Linked DNA regions of Homo sapiens: region 1 is linked to region 2. Evidence: chromatin contacts called from ENCODE POLR2A ChIA-PET data. All regions are on one chromosome and are shown on one strand. The core of a region is the stretch at or near the end of the contact, and the rest is flanking DNA. Distances in the headings are between cores, read along the strand shown.

What was found. ChIA-PET counts read pairs that join two places held with the same protein, here RNA polymerase II (POLR2A).
Region 1: POLR2A ChIA-PET joins it to region 2 with 17 read pairs in activated T-cell. The contact joins two enhancer-like sites. POLR2A ChIA-PET finds 5 or more read pairs at or near these places in 2 of 52 experiments (GM10248 and activated T-cell).

The regions. Positions count from the first base shown.
Region 1 is chr1:32,058,469-32,064,038 of GRCh38, forward strand. It overlaps a transcript of KHDRBS1 not described here. Among named protein-coding and RNA genes, the nearest start is that of TMEM39B, 12 kb to the right of the region's middle. RefSeq lists enhancers at 2,373-2,985, 4,000-4,294 and a silencer at 4,940-5,234. Within about 2 kb of position 4,308, at least 23 of the 41 ENCODE cell types and tissues checked have a DNase peak (open chromatin) inside an H3K27ac peak, as active enhancers do.
Region 2 is chr1:27,144,322-27,149,713 of GRCh38, forward strand. All of the region lies in intron 1 of SLC9A1 (solute carrier family 9 member A1), which reads right to left. Among named protein-coding and RNA genes, the nearest start is that of SLC9A1, 8.1 kb to the right of the region's middle. Within about 2 kb of position 1,775, at least 13 of the 41 ENCODE cell types and tissues checked have a DNase peak (open chromatin) inside an H3K27ac peak, as active enhancers do.

The DNA of each region.
Region 1 (5,570 bases), core at 3,058-5,557, 4.9 Mb after region 2:
ATATGAGGAGAGTCCCTTAACACATGGCAGTCCTAACATCCCACTGAAGACAACTTGAATGGGAGGAGGGGGGGTGTGGAAAATGAAATTATTCAATGTCTGATTTTTAAACTTGCTGATGAGTGGAGAATGGTTATGGGGCCCTGTTAAGAAACTTGCTAGTCTAGGCAAGAAATAAGAAAGGTCTAGCCGAGCATGGTAGCACATGCCTGTAATCCCAGCTGCTCGGGAGGTGGAGGCAGGAGGATCGCTTGAGCCAAGGAAGCAGAGGTTGTAGTGAATTGAGATCGTGCCACTGCACTGCAGCCTGAGTAACAGAGTGAGACTGTCTCAACAACAACAAAAAAGGTCTATAGTAGAGTAATATTGCAAACATAGAGAAGTCAATGAATTCAAGAACTTTTGTCAGGCACAGTGGCTCATGCCTGTAATAATCCTAGCGCTTTGGGAGACCGAGGTGGGCGGATCACCTGAGGTCAGGAGTTTGAGACCAGCCTGGCCATCATGGTGAAACCCCATCTCTACTAAAAATACAAAAATTAGCTGGGCATGGTGGTGCGTGCCTGTAATCCCGGCTACTTGGGAGCCTGAGGGAGGAGAATCACTGGAACCCAGAAGGCAGAGGCTGCAGTACTGGAGCTAAGATTATGCCCCTGCACTCCAGCCTGAGTGACAGAGCGAGACTCTGTCTCAGGAGAAAAAAAAAAAAAAAAAAACAAAACCTTTTAGGCGATAGAATGAACATATTAAGGCTCCAGGTTACTGACTGGAACAACTAAGGGAGATGGTAGCGCCATTTAAAAGATCGGAAGCACTGGCCAGGCATGGTGGCTCACACCTATAATCCCAGCACTCTGGCAAGCCATTAAGAGGATCCCAGGAGTTTGAGACCAGTCTGAGCAACATATGGAGACAAAAATTTAAAAATTAGCCAGGGATGTTGGTGTGTGTCTGTGATCGTATATGGAGGCTGAGGTTGGAGGATCACTTTAGCCCAGGAGATCAAGGCTGAAGTGAGCCATGATGTTGCCACTGTACTCCAGTCTGAGTGACAAAGCAAGACTCTTTCTTTAAAAAAAAAAAAAAGAAGAAGAAGAAGAAGGAGCATTGCTATAGGTTTTAGCATGAGATCAAGCCCCTTCCCTGTGCCGCAGATTTAAGATGCGTCTCCTCTAGTCCACCCTGAGTATTTGGTGCTGGGATGAATCCTTCATAACATCCATCGCCCCTTGAGCCTAACATTGAGTTACCAATAATAGTGATAATAAGATGCCTATTTTCTGATTTCCATTCTTCAAAAGACTTTAAAGATTTTTGTTCATCTTTTTCACATTTCTAGGACAGCAGAAAGCATTTTTCCCTTTGTTTATAGAGGCTTCAAAGCTTGGATAGGCCCCCCAAAGGTTTTGTTGATTCTTCCCTGGATCCACTCAGCTGAGATATGGCCAAGGACAGGAGATATTGAGCGTGAGACTGCATTTTCATTACCAGACAGACAGTAAAAAGAGAATTCATAGGCTGTGGACTTCTGTTTTCTACCCATCTGTGTACCCAAGAAACTTGTGTACTGAATGAAACAAGTAGAGTTGTGCTGTGGGATGGGGCAATTGTGAGGGAAGCATCCTGGTCAGGTGGGAGGCTGGGAAGCCCCCTAATAGGGAGCTTTCTTAATTTTCTACCTTGTGTCTTTGCAGCTATCAGAGGACTCCTGAAACCTGGAGAGCTACCTGCTGTATAAAGGCTGGCCTGAGGGCATTTGCTGAACACAGAGAAACCCAGGAGAGGAGATCAGCAGTTTTCTTTCACTCTACTTGATCTGTCAGATTTACCCACAGAAAGCCAGTCAGGATCCCTTAAGAGTCTTTAGGCCCAGAATGGAGTCCTCAGGGCTGCAGGGGACTGTGGTGCTAACAATTAAACTGTTCAAGACTTTAAAGAGTTGAAGGGGACTAATGGGTATCCCTAGCATGGCCTCCTAGATGGGAATTAACTGGCAACTCCTACTGTGCCATTCCCAGTATGTGTGCTTCCCTTTAGCCTCCCATAGAATTGGCTGAAACACCCTACCACCGTTTTCTGTTTCCCCACTACCACACCTGTGTTATGGGTGTCAGCCTGTGAGTCCTTGAACCCTTCCAGAGGGCTCCCAAGGGAGGGTGATCACTGCCCTTCCATAAAAGGCTGAGGAAAGCCAAGTGAGAAGATTCAATTAATTTGGGCAAGTTATTTAACATCTGAACCTGTTTTTCTCTTCATTGTTTATTACTTACCTTGTCCAAAAAGGTCATAAAGGGTAGGGCTTTTTCTGTTCCACCTCTGTACTATATTTCTCCCCAACAAATATCTGCCCCTGAGGACCTCAATAAAGGTTTGGTCAAGTGATGAATGGTCCCACTCTGGTAGCTTCTATCAGCTTTGGGAGAGAGCCAAAGCCCCCTTGTTTAGCTCTCACTTTCCTTCCAGCTATACTAGGCCAGCTATTTGTTCTGCCATTTTCCCTTGAAGGATTGGAAAGTCAGCCTTTGATAGGCTTCTGGTTTCCTCTGGCCTATTTCTAGGTTGATTTATACTCAGCTTCCTGAGAGGCTAGGGACCTCTGATACTGTACTCTTCCCTAATGCCTTCTGGTTATTTATCCTAACAAAGGAACAAGGGGAAGGACTGAGTTTAGGGAGAGAATAGAGCCTATCTGCATTTTAACTGTGCCTGGGGCATTCTAGTGAGCTTGGATTCATCCTTAGCAGGAACAGAAGTATAATGGAAAGGGATTCCTTAAAGTCAGTTGATTTACACTGGGCAAGCTATTTAATCTCTGAGCCTGTTTCTGTCATCATTGTTGATTACTGTAAATAACAGCTAATAATTTACTGATTTCTTAGTATGTACCAGGAAAATAAGAAAAACTGAGACTCAAGGAGGATAAAAAATTTGCCTATGGTTAGAAAAAGACTTCATGGTCTATACTATCAGACTTCATGGCCTATTCTTTTGACCTGTTTGTACCTCTCACAGCCACAAGTGCTTTGAAATATTAAAGCATTATGTTTGCATGAGGGGTTCGTCTAGGATGACAGATCATCTAGGTTTACCCAAGAGAGAGTTTCTGGGATATGGGACTATCCAGTGCTAAAACTAGAAAAGTCACAGGCCAGCCTCGATGAGTTTGTCACCCTGTTGTTTACATTGGATGCTCTGAGTCCAGGGCTGACAAGGGAGGAGTTTGGGGTGGGGAATTAGGGAATCAGATGGCATCTTCATCATATATAAATGGAGGCACAGAACCTGAGTCACTGACTGAGGAGCTGGTGTTAGGTTCCTAGATCGCTATACCTTCAGTCTGCTAGGATTTCTACTCGGGAGCCACAGAATTTTATAGGAAAGCTTACAGGGCTGAAGCCAAACAGATCTGAATTCAAATCCCAGCTCATCATTTGCATATTTCCAGAGCTTGTTTTAATTTTTTTTTTTTTTTTTTTTTTTTTTTTTGCTTTAAGAAGAGCTGTAGGGCCTGTTTACTCCATCAAAGTAGGATAAGAATTGCTACCTACTGGCCAGGTGCGGTGGCTCACGCCTGTAATCCTAGCACTTTGGGAGGCCGAGGTGGGCAGATCACGAGGTCAGGAGATCGAGACCATCCTGGCTAACATGGTGAAACCGCATCTCTACTAAAAATACAAAAAATTAGCCGGGCGTGGTGGTGGGCGCCCCTAGTCCCAGCTACTCAGGAGGCCGAGGCAGGAGAATGGTGTGAACCCAGGAGGCGGAGCTTGCAGTGAGCCGAGATCGCGCCATTGCACTCCAGCCTGGACCACAGAGCAAGACTCCATCTCAAAAAAAAAAAAAAAGAATTGCTACGTACTGAATGGGATCTGAGAAGCAAATGATGTGTTTGAAATGCCTGGCATGGGGTCTAGACACAATACTGCTCAACCTTTAAGTTTCCTTCCTCCTTTTTTCCCAGGCTTGTGGGTCTTATCCAGTCCTGTCACCTGTCACAGTCTTCGTCCTCCTCCTGTTACCACTTATGGCCCTTGGGATCTTCCTTTGAGAGCCCTGACTTGTTGGGCTTGGCCCACCCACCCAGCTGCCCTGTATGTCAGTCACCTCCCCTGTAAGCTGAGAAGGGATGACATCAGCCTTTCCCTCTTCCCCCCTCCCAAGCCTCTAGGCTGTTTTGAGCCATAAATATTTTAGCTGGGCCTTTCTCTGGCTGTTGCCAAGGTGATGGGCTCTCAGGGGACTGGGGTGGGAGTGTGGAGGTAGGGCTGGCAGCCTGGGGCCTGGCAGCAGAGCTGGCCCTGGAGGAGTGGGTATGAGGCCTGGCCAAGAGCCAATGCTTGCAGCTTGACAAGCAGGCTGTTGCTCTACCTGCTTGCCTTCCCTTTCCTCAGCCCCTCAGAGCCACTCCTATTGCCTACAGGCCCACTTCTGCCCTTGGCTGCTGCTCTTCGACCTCAGGTAAATTGTTCAATGTCCCTAGGCTTTCATTTTAACATTCGTAACAAAAATCCAAGAAAGCAAAGGAGGTTTTGTAAAAATGCTGTAAGATGCCAGGCTAGTGAATCATGATTGGAGAAGCTAGGTCCCACTGCCCTTTCTGATAGACCTAAAGGCTGAGGTCTTGATGCCATGTGGATGTCACCCTAAAGACAGCTCTTAGATATGCCACTCTCTCCCCTTCCTCCTTCCCCACGATGCACCCCCTGCTCTTTAGAAATTTTCTAAAGTTCCCGGGCCAGCTAGATGACCTGGCCTGCCATGGGGTAGCCCAGGAAGGAGTTGGGCCTGGTGGCTTATGAGCAGAGTTGAGAGTCTCTTTTGCTTGAGATACAGAAATTCAGGTCCCTAAACTAGATCTGGCCCTCATCCTTACCCACCTCACCTCTTTCCTGGTGACCTTACATCTGGCTAGCTGCTAAATTCTAGGTTGTGGCAGCATGCCCCACCCCCTCTCCTTGGGATGGGTCTAAGAAGGCCCATAGAGGAGGCACTGGGATCCATTCCCTACCCTACCATTGAGAATCGCTGCAGTTGTATCCAGGATTCCACATCTTATGCCCAGCTTAATTTCTCTGTTGTACTTGGAGTTGAGATTCCTTTGTATCAGGCTCTCTCTGGTGGTTAAGATGTGCATTACAGAAAAATAAGATAAATGAGAGACTGAATTTCAGGCCACCCTGAGAGGTGGGGATAGTTTACACTAAGGAAAAGAATCTGTGTCTCCAACTCCTAATAACATCTGCTCCATTTGTCACAGGATATCTCTCCCATGTGTTTGCTTCTCTCCATTAATCCTCACAACATAGTAATTTTCCTAATTGTACAGATGAAACAGGCTTAGAGAGTTGAAATCAAGTCCAAATTCTTTACTGTGTGTAACATTCAGGATCATCAAGTGATCTGAATTGAACCTATTTTTCCAACCTCATCTTCAGTTATTCTCAAGCCAAACTAGACTCACCCTTCTGGAACATAGCCTACTTTACAGTTCTCTCTATCTTAATTACCTTAAATACATTACCTGCCAAAATCTTATCTCTTTTTAAACTAAAGAAATGTGACATTTTCTG
Region 2 (5,392 bases), core at 525-3,024:
TACTTACACAAATTGAGGGCAGACCAAACAGATCCAGATCTTCCCAGAGAGACCCCACCCGGCCCAGAGAAGATGCCCTTGCAGACCCTCCATTAGAGCCAAGCCGAGGGAGGTGGCCAAGGCAGCACCACTTAAACACTGGCTGGCGCCTAAGGCATCATTCTGTGAGTGTCGCTCCCAGCGAGCTCAGTTAAACTCCTTGGCTTGGCAGTCTGGTGCCAAGGAGCCTCTGCAACCTTTGCTCTCCCTCCTCTCTGAGCAGTCAAACTGGTTTCTTGTCTGCCCCAGGGCTTTGCAGGGATCCTATCTTTACACTGAAGTCAATCACATATTCATTCATGTATTCCTTCCCCAAATATTTATGGAGCCTTTACTCTGTGCCAGGCACAGATAAGAAAGTGAACAGGCCAGGCGTGGTGGCTCACGCCTTTAATCTCCGCACTTTGGGAGGCCAAGGTGGGTGGATCACCTGAGGTCAGGAGTTCTAGACCAGACTGGCCAGCATAGCAAAACCCCGTCTCTACTAAAAACACAAAAAATTAGCTGGGCGTGGTGATGTAAGCCTGTAATCCCAGCTACTCTGGAGGCTGAGGCAGGAGAATTGCTTGAACCTGCAGCTACTCTGGAGGCTGAGGCAGAATTGCTTGAACCTGGGAGGCAGAAGTTGCAGTGAGCTGAGATCTCGCCACTGCACTCTGGCACTCCAACCCAGGCGAAGAGCAAGACTCCATCTCAAAAAAAAAGGAAAAAGGAAAAAAAAAAAAAAAAAGAAAGTGAACAAACAAAGTCCCTGTCCTCAAGAGGCTTACATTCTTATGGAAATTGGTACTAAGTATAGCCTGCTTATCTAATTCCTTTCCATCCTTCAAGACTCAGACTAATGTTCCACCTCCTTTGAGAGGCTTTCTCTAAACACCCCAGTCCTCAGGGACTGCTTGCTCCCTCTGTACTTTGCCTCTGCCAGGAGTCCGCCCAGCCCTGGCAGGCTGGAAGCTCCTAAAGAGCAGGGCCTGGGTTTACTCTTCTTTTGTTCCTTGATGGCCATATGCTAAATGCCTGCTAGCTGATTTCAGCTGACCTGCCTCTTCCACCCAGGATCTTAGCGAGCTGCTCTTGGTCCTGGCTGGCTGATGCAAAGACACAGCCTCTTCCAGCTTCACTTGGCATACAGCAAATGCTATGCAAGTGTTAGCTATTTATTGGTTTAGTGAACTTGTGGGCTCTAACACACAGCTGTGATATCACTCCTCCGCCTTCTGTGGCCTGGTCTCAAACAGGCTCAGCACTGTGGCAAGGCCAGTCTGGGCTTAGGGGTAAGTGCTTCCCAAGGGACAGGGAAGGGGGCCTGGGAAGGAACAGAGCTTTTCATCCTGAATCTCAGTTAGAACTGCTTAAGGACATATCTTTTCAGGAAAGAATTTGCTGGGGTAATTTGGGGGGAACTCTGGATTCTTGGCAAGTAGTATAAAAACTCAGGGCTCAGGTCTGGCCTAATAGACCCCAAAATCGGCTCTGTATATTAGATGAGCTTTAGGGGGAAGAAAATGAAGTCAGCATGATCCCAGGGAAGGCGGGCAGCCCACTGATCCAGGCCCAACCCAAAACTTAGTTCAGTTAAAATTAGATTAGCCCATAAGATTAAAATACCAACATATAATCACGGGCTGCTTTAAAGTATCAGTTGATGTTTATCGGCATCTAAAGAGACAGTTTGGCCCAGTGCAGTGTGTGCAGACAACCTTGGGGAGACATGCCTGACTCAGACATTTGCAGGGGGAGCGAGTGCTGCAAAATGAGGCCCACACAGGCGATGGATGACTCAGGAATAACCCAGGTCCTGGGTGTGCTGAGCGAGCCTTCTCTCCCTGCCTCAGGAGGAAAGGGGGCAGGTGGGAGAGGCGGTGAGGAGGAAAGGAGGCTGTGTATGGGCTGGCATTCCCAGAGACAGCCTCAGGCCCCCAGCTCTAGTTCCCCGTCACTCCTGTATTTTTCTGCATGCTGCCACCTCTGAGAAAGGTTATTTGCTTCACAGTGGGACTTGGAGTGGGTCAGCTTTTTCCCCAAACCCAAGAAGTGATCCACAGAAAGCAGCCAAGGCTCAAAATACTAAAGTCTTTAAATCTCCCCCAATTCAAAATGATTATGGGAAAAATTGAATTTCTAAACTGAAAAGGCCCTTGGAATCAGGGCATGAGGATGAAAAGAACACAGGCTCTGAAGTCAGACAAATCTGGGCTTAAACCCCAATGTTTTCTAGCTGTGCAAGTACCTTTCACAACCTCTAAACTAGATATGAATAAGTGGCAGCTTAGCTGGATGTGGTGACCTGTACCTGTGGTCCCAGCTACTCAGGAGGCTGAGGTGGGGGGATTGCCTGGAGCCAGGGAGGTTGAAGCTGCAGTGAGCCGTCTTTGCGCCACTGCACTCCAGCCTGGGAGACAGAGCGAAATCCTGTCTCAAAAATAAACAAAATAAAAAATTAATAAGTGGCAGCTAATTAACAAGTATTTAACAAATATATCACCAATTACCGGACGGGTGCAGTGGCTCATGTCTGTAATCCCAGCACTTTGGGGGGCCGGGACGGGCAGATCGCCTGAGGTCAGGAGTTCAAGACCAGCCTGGCCAACATGGCGAAAACCCATCTCTACTAAAAATACAAAAATTAGGCCGGGCGCGGTGGCTCATGCCTGTAATATCAGGACTTTGGGAGGCTGAGGCGGGCAGATCACCTGAGGTCAGGAGTTCGAGACCAGCCTGGCCAATATGGTGAAACCCTGTCTCTACTAAAAACAAACAAACAAACAAACAAACAAAAAAACCAAAAAATTAGCCAGGCATGATGGTTGGTGCCTGTAATCCCAGCTACTCAGGAGGCTGAGGCAGAAGAATCACTTGAACCCGGGAGGCGGAGGTTGCAGTGAGCTGAGATCATGCCTCTGCACTCCAGCCTGTGCAAAAGAGCGAGACTCTGTCTCAAAAAAAAAAAAAAAAAAAAAAGAAAAGAAAAAAATACAAAAATTAGCTGGGGGTGGTGGCGCATGCCTGTAGTCCCAGCTACTTGGGAGGTTGAAGTAGGAGAATCACTTGAACCTGGAGGCGGAGGTTGCTGTGAGCCGAGATCGCCTCACTGCACTCCAGCCTGGGCGACAGAGTGAGACTCCATCTCAAAAAAATAAATAAAAATAAAATAATAGGGAGTCAGGTGTGATGGCTCATCCCTATAATCCCAGCTACTCAGGAGACTGAGGCGGGAGGATCATTTGAGGCCAGGGATTCAAAACCAGCCTGGACAACAAAATTGGAAGATCCCCATCCCCCATCTCTAAAAAAACAAAACAAAACAAAATGAAAAATTAAGTATCTATATTATCAATTAGAAAACGGGCTCAGGCCAGGAGCAGTGGCTTACGCCTGTAATCCAGCACTTTGGGAGGCCAAGGTGGGAGGATCAGCTAAGGTCAGGAGTTCAAGACAAGCCTGACCAACACGGCAAAACCCCATCCCTACTAAAAATACAAAATTAGCCAGGTGTGGTGGCACATGCCTGTAATCCCCACTACTCAGGAGGCTGAGGCAGGAGAATTGCTTGAACCCAAGAGGCAGAGGTTGCAGTGAGCTGAGATTGCACTATTGCACTCCAGCCTGGGCAAAAAGAGCGAAACTCTTGTATCAAAAAAAAAAAGAAAAAAGAAAACAGGGGCTCAGAGAGGTTATGCCTTGCCTAAAGTCACACAGCTGGGCAACAGAGAGCTGAGACTAGATCTCAGGTATCTTAACCTTTCACCCCATCCTACATGTTTTCCATTGTAATCATTTCTCTGCCTCTCCTTTTCTCTCCCAGAGGGCATGCAACATTCTGGGGGAAAGGACAAGTCCTCCATTTCAAAGATTTGCTGCTCCACAGATAAGGGCTATGAGAATGTCAGTCCCCAGTGCAACTCTGGCCCTCATCCTCCTTCATGCAAATACAGGTATGTTCAAGTTGTAGAAAAGAACTTGGAGCTGAGCCAAAGCTGTCAAGGCTCCAGACCACCCAGACCCTTTAGCCCTTCCTGCCTACAGGAGGAACAGGTGTCCCTCCTGACAACAATCCAGGTTACCAATGTGGATGTGTCTGGTCATTGACTCTCCTCAAAGCCCCTTTAAATCTCTCATCCCCCTTGATCCAACAAGAACCCAGCATGTTGGCCTGGCAGGAGAGAGTTTGGCCTTGAGTGATTAGTCCCAGGCATGCTAAGTGACCTCAGGCAGGTCACAACCGAAGGCTCAATTTCCTTAGATGTAAAATGATGAACACATCAATACCACATGCTATTCTAACCCACAGGACCACTGAGAAGATCTAAATTAAATATTGTACACACAAGTGCTTTGGAAACAAATTTCAGTGCTAATGAGAAGTACTATTAAACTCCTCCTGCCTTGTAGAGCTAAACAAAGTTGTGCCACCTGCTCCCAACAGAGGCTGCCTCTCAGGGGACTCTGCTGGGCCCTGAGGGTAACCAAAAGCAGCCTGTCACCTTTCTGCTCAGAGGCGGGAGGTCATAAGGTCAGCCACCCCTTGTGGCTAAAGGAGACCACCCTTTACCTGGCACTTCCCTGCCCAAGCAGGGAAGAAGCAAGCTCTGGTCTGATGGCTGAGAGGGCACCGGAAGAGAGATAGCAGGCAGGGTTGCTAGCAGAGAACAAGGGATAGGCCTCCTGAATGCAGGATTCAGGTGCATCCAAGAAGACTCACAAAAACAAAGGACAGGTGCACAGCTGGACACAGAACACCTACAGCTTTCTCAAGGCAGGGACAGGGCTCCCACCAACGACATGTGCCCAACTCCTAGAGGGAGTCCTACAATTCCTGAGTGCAGGTGCAGTGAGCTGGGCGCTTCTCAGTGCAGGGCCATGTGCATCTGCTGCGGGAATGCCAGAGGCAGGAGATGCAGCTGCACCCCTCTAGCAGGCTATGCCAAGACTCGAACAGACAATAAATAGCAATTTGACATCACTGAAGATAACCTCTCTGAGCCATTTCCTCATCTGCAAAACAGAGACAGCTTTTATCTCATGTGATTTGAGTAGGGATTAAATAAGATTGCTTTTATAAAGTGCCTGACACTACTCTGTAGATACTAAGTGGCAACTATTATTAAAACACACACACCCGTTCAACACAGGAGATGTCACAGGGCAGGCAAGGCCTAATGCCACTGTTATGGATAAACAATAAGGGAAAAGGGTTTGGGAGAGAAAGAGAAAGTGACTGCTGTGGGCTGGGAAGACCTCCCAAAAGGGGAAGAATCTGCACGGCCCTGAAAGTTACTACAGTGAGCTGGGCACTCTACCAGGCATTCCCACGTTCAGCCTCTACGTTGGTCTTAAGGATGAGGCAAGTCAG